Regions from separate parts of the Homo sapiens genome. Here region 2 is linked to region 1. The links are chromatin contacts, found by Hi-C in ENCODE. All regions are on one chromosome and are shown on one strand. Each heading gives the region's core, a stretch centred on a gene start or an enhancer-like site at or near the end of the contact. The rest is flanking DNA. Distances are from core to core; before and after follow the strand shown.

Region 1 (3,216 bases), core at 292-2,791:
CTCTCCCCCACTTACAGCAGACTTGAGGTTAATCTAGAGAATGAATTTTGGGCTAGAAGAAATCATCCAGTCCACAATCAGTGTCTTCAATTCTAGAATCAATTGAAATATTTGCTTATCATCAAAATAACATTTTCTTCAAGGCATTAGTCCAAGATCTGTATCCCAGCGAATCACAAAGAGGAGAAAGAAGAGCCAGCACAGAGTATTTATAGGTCACTGACTTGGTGCACAGCCAGAAGATTTTTTTTAACCAACATTTCTGCCAAAGGAACTATCTGCAGATTCTCTTAATGGTTTTTTGTTTTTTTTTTTTTTTTTGAGATGGAGTTTCGCTCTTGTTGCCCAGGCTGGAGTACAATGGCGCGATCTCAGCTCACTGCAACCTCCAACTCCTGGGTTCAAGCACTTCTCCTGCCTCAGCCTCCTGAGTAGCTGCAATTATGGGTGCCTGACACCACGCCCAGCTAATTTTTTTGTATTTTTAGTAAAGACGGGGTTTCGCCATGTTGGCCAGGCTGGTCCCGAACTCCTGGCCTTAGGTGATCCACCTGCCTCGGCCTCCCAAAGTGCTGGGATTACAGGCATGAGCCACCACGCCCGGCCTCTTAATCGTATCTTAAAGCATTTTAAAAATAACAAATGAAACTGAAAAAGATAAATCGAGGTATCTAAGCAGTTACACTGAACTCATTTCTGAAGCTCATGGACAAACTATGTAAAATCTCAAGAGACTGAAAACTATTTTCTATTCTCAAGATTCAAAGTAAAAACTTAGAATACAAAACTCTAAGAAAGAGAAGGCAGAATGGTGGCAGCTCCAGAGGGTGGGCAGAATCCTAATCTTACAACAGACCTGGGCAATTGCTGCTGTTAATTCTACCAGCAGAATGATGTAGGAGGGCTCCTTACAGCCTGGGCCCGCCTTATATTCTCTGCACAATCAGAGTGGAACCTGGGCACCTATTAGTCCCTTTCCATGCTATCTTCCTGTGAAGATTCTTATGAATAAGAAAACGTGACCTTTATCAAGGAATAATTTTATTCAAATTGTGTAAACTGGATATTTTCCACAGTTTCTTGTCAGGAGGTGGGCAGAGAAGTTAAATTTTATACCTACTTTAAAAAAAAAAAAAAGCCCCTCATGTAATGTTAGCAACTGACCAAATACTCCTTGGATTTCGTGTCTGGAGAGAAGGAACTAAGAAAACATACAGTTCTCTGAAATGTTTCCTGGATTCTTTCCTCTTTTTCCACAAAAATAGAACTACTCTTTTTCTTTTTTCTTTTTTCTCTTTTGATGGGGGATGAGGATTATACAGAAGATTTGGCAACCTAAATGAACATGAGAGAAAGCCAATAGTATAACTAAAGGAAGGGGATCGCCAAAACCATTCACTTAGGGGAATTTCAAACTTTGGTGCTAAAGCTTCCAAATAATCAGCATCACCATTCACCAAGGAGCAGAGGAGTTCGGTCTTGCTGACTGCCAGTTAAGGGCTCTGAAAAAAGACAGTCTCCTTGGCAGCCGTTCCAACCTGGCTCCTGCCCCCTGTGAACCAAGGAAAAGTGGAAATCTAATTCCATGTAGCCTGGAAGAAACCTTACAGGTCCAGGGCTGTGGAGAGGTCGGGTGAGGAACAGGAGTTCCCACCATGCCACTAGGGTTCTGGAAGCCCTGGGAAGCTGCCAGTGGCACTGCAGCACCAGGAACTGGTTCCTAGAGAACTGCCTCAAATCAGACACACATAAGGAAGTCAGGCAGTGATGGCGCTGCATGGGAATACAAGCAGAACAATCTCCTCAGAACTACTTCGAGGGTACTGTCTCTCAGCCATCTTCCAGGTTTTCCACAACCCACAAAGGTCTTTCAGGTGGGTATAATTTGGGGTTACTTGTTAAGATGGAGTTACAGCACAGCTTCATTGGCAAAGACAATGGGATCTCATATCTAGAAACAAAACTTTCTGGGTTTCACCATTTGCCCGTTATCCCCTGAGAAACATCAGCATCACCTGTTAACTTGCTTGGGAATGCAAATTCTCAGACCCAACCGAGACCTATGAATCTGAAACTCTGGAGGGGGGCGGCAGGGAGGAGGGCAGGAATTTGTGTCTTAGCCCCTCATTGTTAAGATTCTGATGCACACTAAAATTTGAGAACCATTGAGCATTCTAGAGCAACACAATTTCATGAAAAAATAGCTTTGGAAACAGCATCTGGATATTAGGCAAAAATATGTGCCTGAATAGAAGAAACACACTCCGTTCATAGTAGGGTTCTATTCCCCAATTTTTTAATTTAGTAGTTCTTTGTGAAAAATGTCCTCTCACATGCAGCATTTTAAAATGAGAAATCTGGGGCCTTCTCAACCAACTTCACACCCGCTTTCCAGGGCAGCTCAAAACAAATTACTGATAAATCAACATGGGGCACTCTGAATCATCAGTCCGTCTTTAGAACTCCCCACATGGTCAGCTGAGGCATTCCATTGAGAATGCATCATGTCTTGACTTCTCTCTCTGGCCAATCCTGCCGTCATTGCATTTCTTAATAAACCTCCTGCATGCTAAAAAAAAAATAAAAAATAAAATCAAATGAGCAATTTATTGCAAATAGCCAGTCCCAAAGAAATCCTTTTGCCTTTGTTGTTTCCCTCAAAATTGCACATTATTTAAGGGGCCTGTCTTTTACACATTTTTATTAGCACCTAGAGCAATACAAATCCTCCACAAACTCTAGCAAATATGTATTAATACAGTAATAAGTAATTCTAAGAGCAAGCACTCAAATTAGTAAGGTCTGGTTTCCTGTAGATTACTAAAGCAGGGAAGGAGTAAGGGGGAGAACTCAGAGAAAGCGTGCGCTGACTAAAAGACAGAAAGGAAGCAGAAAATTTATTCTGAGCAGATGCCAAGACTTTGCCACATGCTTACAGTAAGAGAAATGGAGAGCAGAGAAAATTATTTTTAAAACCTTCTTTCCTTGAGAACTAAGTTATCATAGCCCTGCTTTAAGATATTAGGTAAATACTTTTTCAATGCAAGACATAGGTGGACCCAGAATATTAGCAAGAAATGTGCCTTAAATTATTTAAAGGATACAGACTATTTATTTTCCATGGACAGGAATCATCTGTCTTCATTCATAAAATTCAAGCTGATAATTTTTTGATAAAACTGTTTTCTTTATAAATTGTTAATAAATAAATAAATT
Region 2 (3,227 bases), core at 189-2,688, 850 kb after region 1:
TCCCCCAGCTAATTAATTCCATGGGCATATATTACAGTTCTATCCCTAGAGCTTTAAACACAAAGCAAATGGTTTTTGCTTTATTACAGTGATGCTAGAATTGGTCTAAGGACCTTTAAAAAGACATGGATAATTGTCTGTATTGAAGTGTGATTTTCTTCCATTGTAGTTTTTATATTGTATATTTATGTAAAAATAAATGATTTTCATGTTAAAGAAATGACTTTAAAAGCTCCTTTTCAAGAAAACAAATATTTGGCCCGGCGCAGTGGCTCACGCCTGTAATCCCAGCACTTTGGGAGGCCGAGACGGACGGATCACCTGAGGTCAGGAGTTCGAGACCAGCTTCAACATGGAGAAACCCCATCTCTACTAAAAATACAAAATTAGCCAGGCGTGGTGGTGCAGGCCTGTAATCCCAGCTACTGGGGAGGCTGAGGCAGGCGAATTGCTTGAACCTGGGAGGCGGAGGTTGCAGTGAGCTGAGATCGCGCCATTGCACTCCATCCTGGGCAACAAGAGCGAAACTCCGTCTCAAGAAAAAAAAAAAAAAACCAAATATTTTAATCATTCTAGAGATCTTGAAGGAATTTCCTTTTGAGTTTTTGAAACAGTACAGTGTGCTTACATTGGTGATAATTTAAATACTGAAAACTCAAAGATTATCTACAGTTATTATATAGGAAAAATAAATTGCCTTGAAATAACTGTCATAATTCAAGATAATGAGAAGCACCAAGGGTGAAGCTTAGTCTGAGTTTCCCTGAATGATCCTGTTTTTTCCAGGTAATGTATTTTCTGATTTAAAAAAATTTAGTATTCCAGCAGTATCATCTGGATGAATTATTAGAAGAGGCAAAATACATGGATATTAAAGATTGAGTATTTAAAGATGAAATGGTTTTGATTTCAAAAGTTTTACAAAACAAATTATAGTGTATACAGTAAATAAAGTTGACTTTTAAATTGCATCTTATGAAAGCTTAATTTCTAAGCTGAGATAATTATTTGCAATAGTTTTTTTTTTAATGTTTTATGACTTTCATTCATTCAGTGAAAGTAGTTATTGAGCACATAACTTATTCTATGCCAGGCATGGGGCTAGATAGCTGGATGTTATCCTTATCATGCCTAGATTAAAGAAGGAAAGGCAGACACTAACATAATTGCTTAGTTAATTGATTGCAGTTGTAAATTCTAGGAAGAAGTAGTAGAGCGGGTATTTTTGTTTGATTTAGAACACATAGTGGGGGACTTGACCTGTCCTGGGAGTCAAAACACTGTTATCACAAGCTGAGAAGGATGAATAGACGTTGGTTGAGGATGGAGGAAGGTAGGTGGTAAGCTAAGATGAAGGAGTACAGGAAGAGTATCACAGACAGAGGAAACAGTATGCTTGACAGTTTCAAGCCAGGGAGGAACAGGGCTTGTTCCGATAACTGTAGGATGAATGTGACACTGACATCCTGTCAATTTCTAGAAATTATATGGTGATTTTTAAAATAGTGTTAGCCTTGTACATGGTGGTTTTTAACTATAGTTTTTGTGGTGGTGGTGGTTGTTTTTGAGATGGAGTCTTGCTCTGTCACCTAGGCTGGAGTGCAGTGGTGTGATCTAGGCTTGCCACAACTTCCGCCTCCTGGGTTCAAGCCATTTTCTTTTCTCAGCCTTCCAAGTAGCTGGGATTATAGGCACCTGCCACCACGCCTGGTTAATTTTTGTATTTTTAGTAGAGACCAGGTTTCACCCAGGTTGGTCTTGAACTCCTGACCTCAAGTGATCCACCTGCCTCAGCCTCCCAAAGTGCTGGGATTACAGGCGTGAGCCACCGTGCCCAGCCTAACTATAGTTTTTTAAGTTGTATTATGTCTTTTAACTTGTATTTAGATATCAATTAGTGATTTTTTTCCTTTGATTATCCTTTGATTAGAACTATTAATAAAACTATAAGGCTGTTGACAGAACGTACTTTGCTATTACCACTCATGGTCTAGTCTTGGAAGTTGTCTAATATTAAATATTTATGTTCATATAAGTAAAACATTGACTTTAAACATTTGGGTATTTGGCGGGGCCTATTTATAATATTTATTTAATACTGTTCATTATTGTCTTAAGATCCTGTACACAGATAATTCTTTTTATAAAAATTTTTCTTGTAAATATTTTTTGTTGTCACACAATAGAATCATATAACCAGATCAGTAATAGACACTTGGGAACAGTATGCAGCACTGTTAGGTCAAAACCTCATTGCTAGATGCAGCTTTCTTCTGTAAGTATGGTTTCTGGTGTTTTTTCTTCTGTAATTGTAGTTTCTAAATTTGTGAAAGCGAAAAGGGAATTGTGCTTTTCAAAGAAAAGTTTTCTTCAAATGGAGTTTTTAAAGTTAGATAGCATCATAAGCAACACAGGAGAATTCACTTAGCTAAATTTGAATGCATGTACTCCTCCTACCCCCATGCCCCCAATTAAGACTTATACTCCAAGTTTTGTGTTTATAAAAGATTTTATGCCACATGCTTCCTGTCTAGTATATAAATTTAGGTAATAACACTTAACAAATCCCAGAGGTTCCAGTATTAAACTGAAATTAATGTGTTGTTTTGGCAGGTTATTCTCGTTCAAGTTAATCCAGGTGAGACTTTCACAATAAGAGCAGAGGATGGAACACTTCAGTGCATTCAAGGTAAGGACATTTTTGGTAAATATTCTAATCAAAGATTTTTTTCTTTATTTGAAGGAAGTAATGTTTTTCTGTGTGTGTCTGCATGTAATTTTCTAGAAGTAAAGTATATCTTGGATATTCATTTTCTTTTTTTTTCTGTCGCATGGTCTCAAATATATATTATGATGTTATCCAAAGGACATTTTTAGTGGTAAAATCTGTATTGGGTATCTGTTGGTTAGTTATTGCTAAGTAACAAATTACTCCAAAATTTGGTGGCTTATAACAACATTTATTAACTCACAGGGGGCTAATGGTAGGAAGTTTTCTACAGTTAGTTGTTAAGTGGGCCTCTCCATGGAGAAGTGGAGGGAGCTTATGTTACCGCAGCTGGCTTCAGAGCCAATAACTAGAGGGCAAGAGGGAGCTAGTAGGTCCAGCCCAGACTCAAGAGAAGAAATTATGAAAGGGCGTGAATACCAAGAGGCAGGTCATTGGGGGCCATCTCAGAGGCTGCCCAACACAGGCTACTCTTTGGCCCCCGATGATTCATGTTCCT

Evidence for each region. A loop is a pair of places that touch in the nucleus more often than their neighbours do. Pooled maps may share reads with other maps.
Region 2: a pooled map shows a loop between it and region 1 (2.2-fold over the local background). The contact joins two enhancer-like sites. A Hi-C loop is called at or near these places in 2 of 37 single-sample maps with no recorded cell type and 2 of 50 pooled maps.

The regions. Positions count from the first base shown.
Region 1 is chr3:171,282,038-171,285,253 of GRCh38, forward strand. The region is part of intron 2 of TNIK (TRAF2 and NCK interacting kinase); the gene reads right to left. Among named protein-coding and RNA genes, the nearest start is that of TNIK, 180 kb to the right of the region's middle. Within about 2 kb of position 1,542, at least 13 of the 41 ENCODE cell types and tissues checked have a DNase peak (open chromatin) inside an H3K27ac peak, as active enhancers do.
Region 2 is chr3:172,130,858-172,134,084 of GRCh38, forward strand. It overlaps FNDC3B (fibronectin type III domain containing 3B), which reads left to right. Exons shown (of 26, transcript NM_022763.4): 3 at 2,614-2,689. Among named protein-coding and RNA genes, the nearest start is that of FNDC3B, 93 kb to the left of the region's middle. Within about 2 kb of position 1,439, at least 4 of the 41 ENCODE cell types and tissues checked have a DNase peak (open chromatin) inside an H3K27ac peak, as active enhancers do.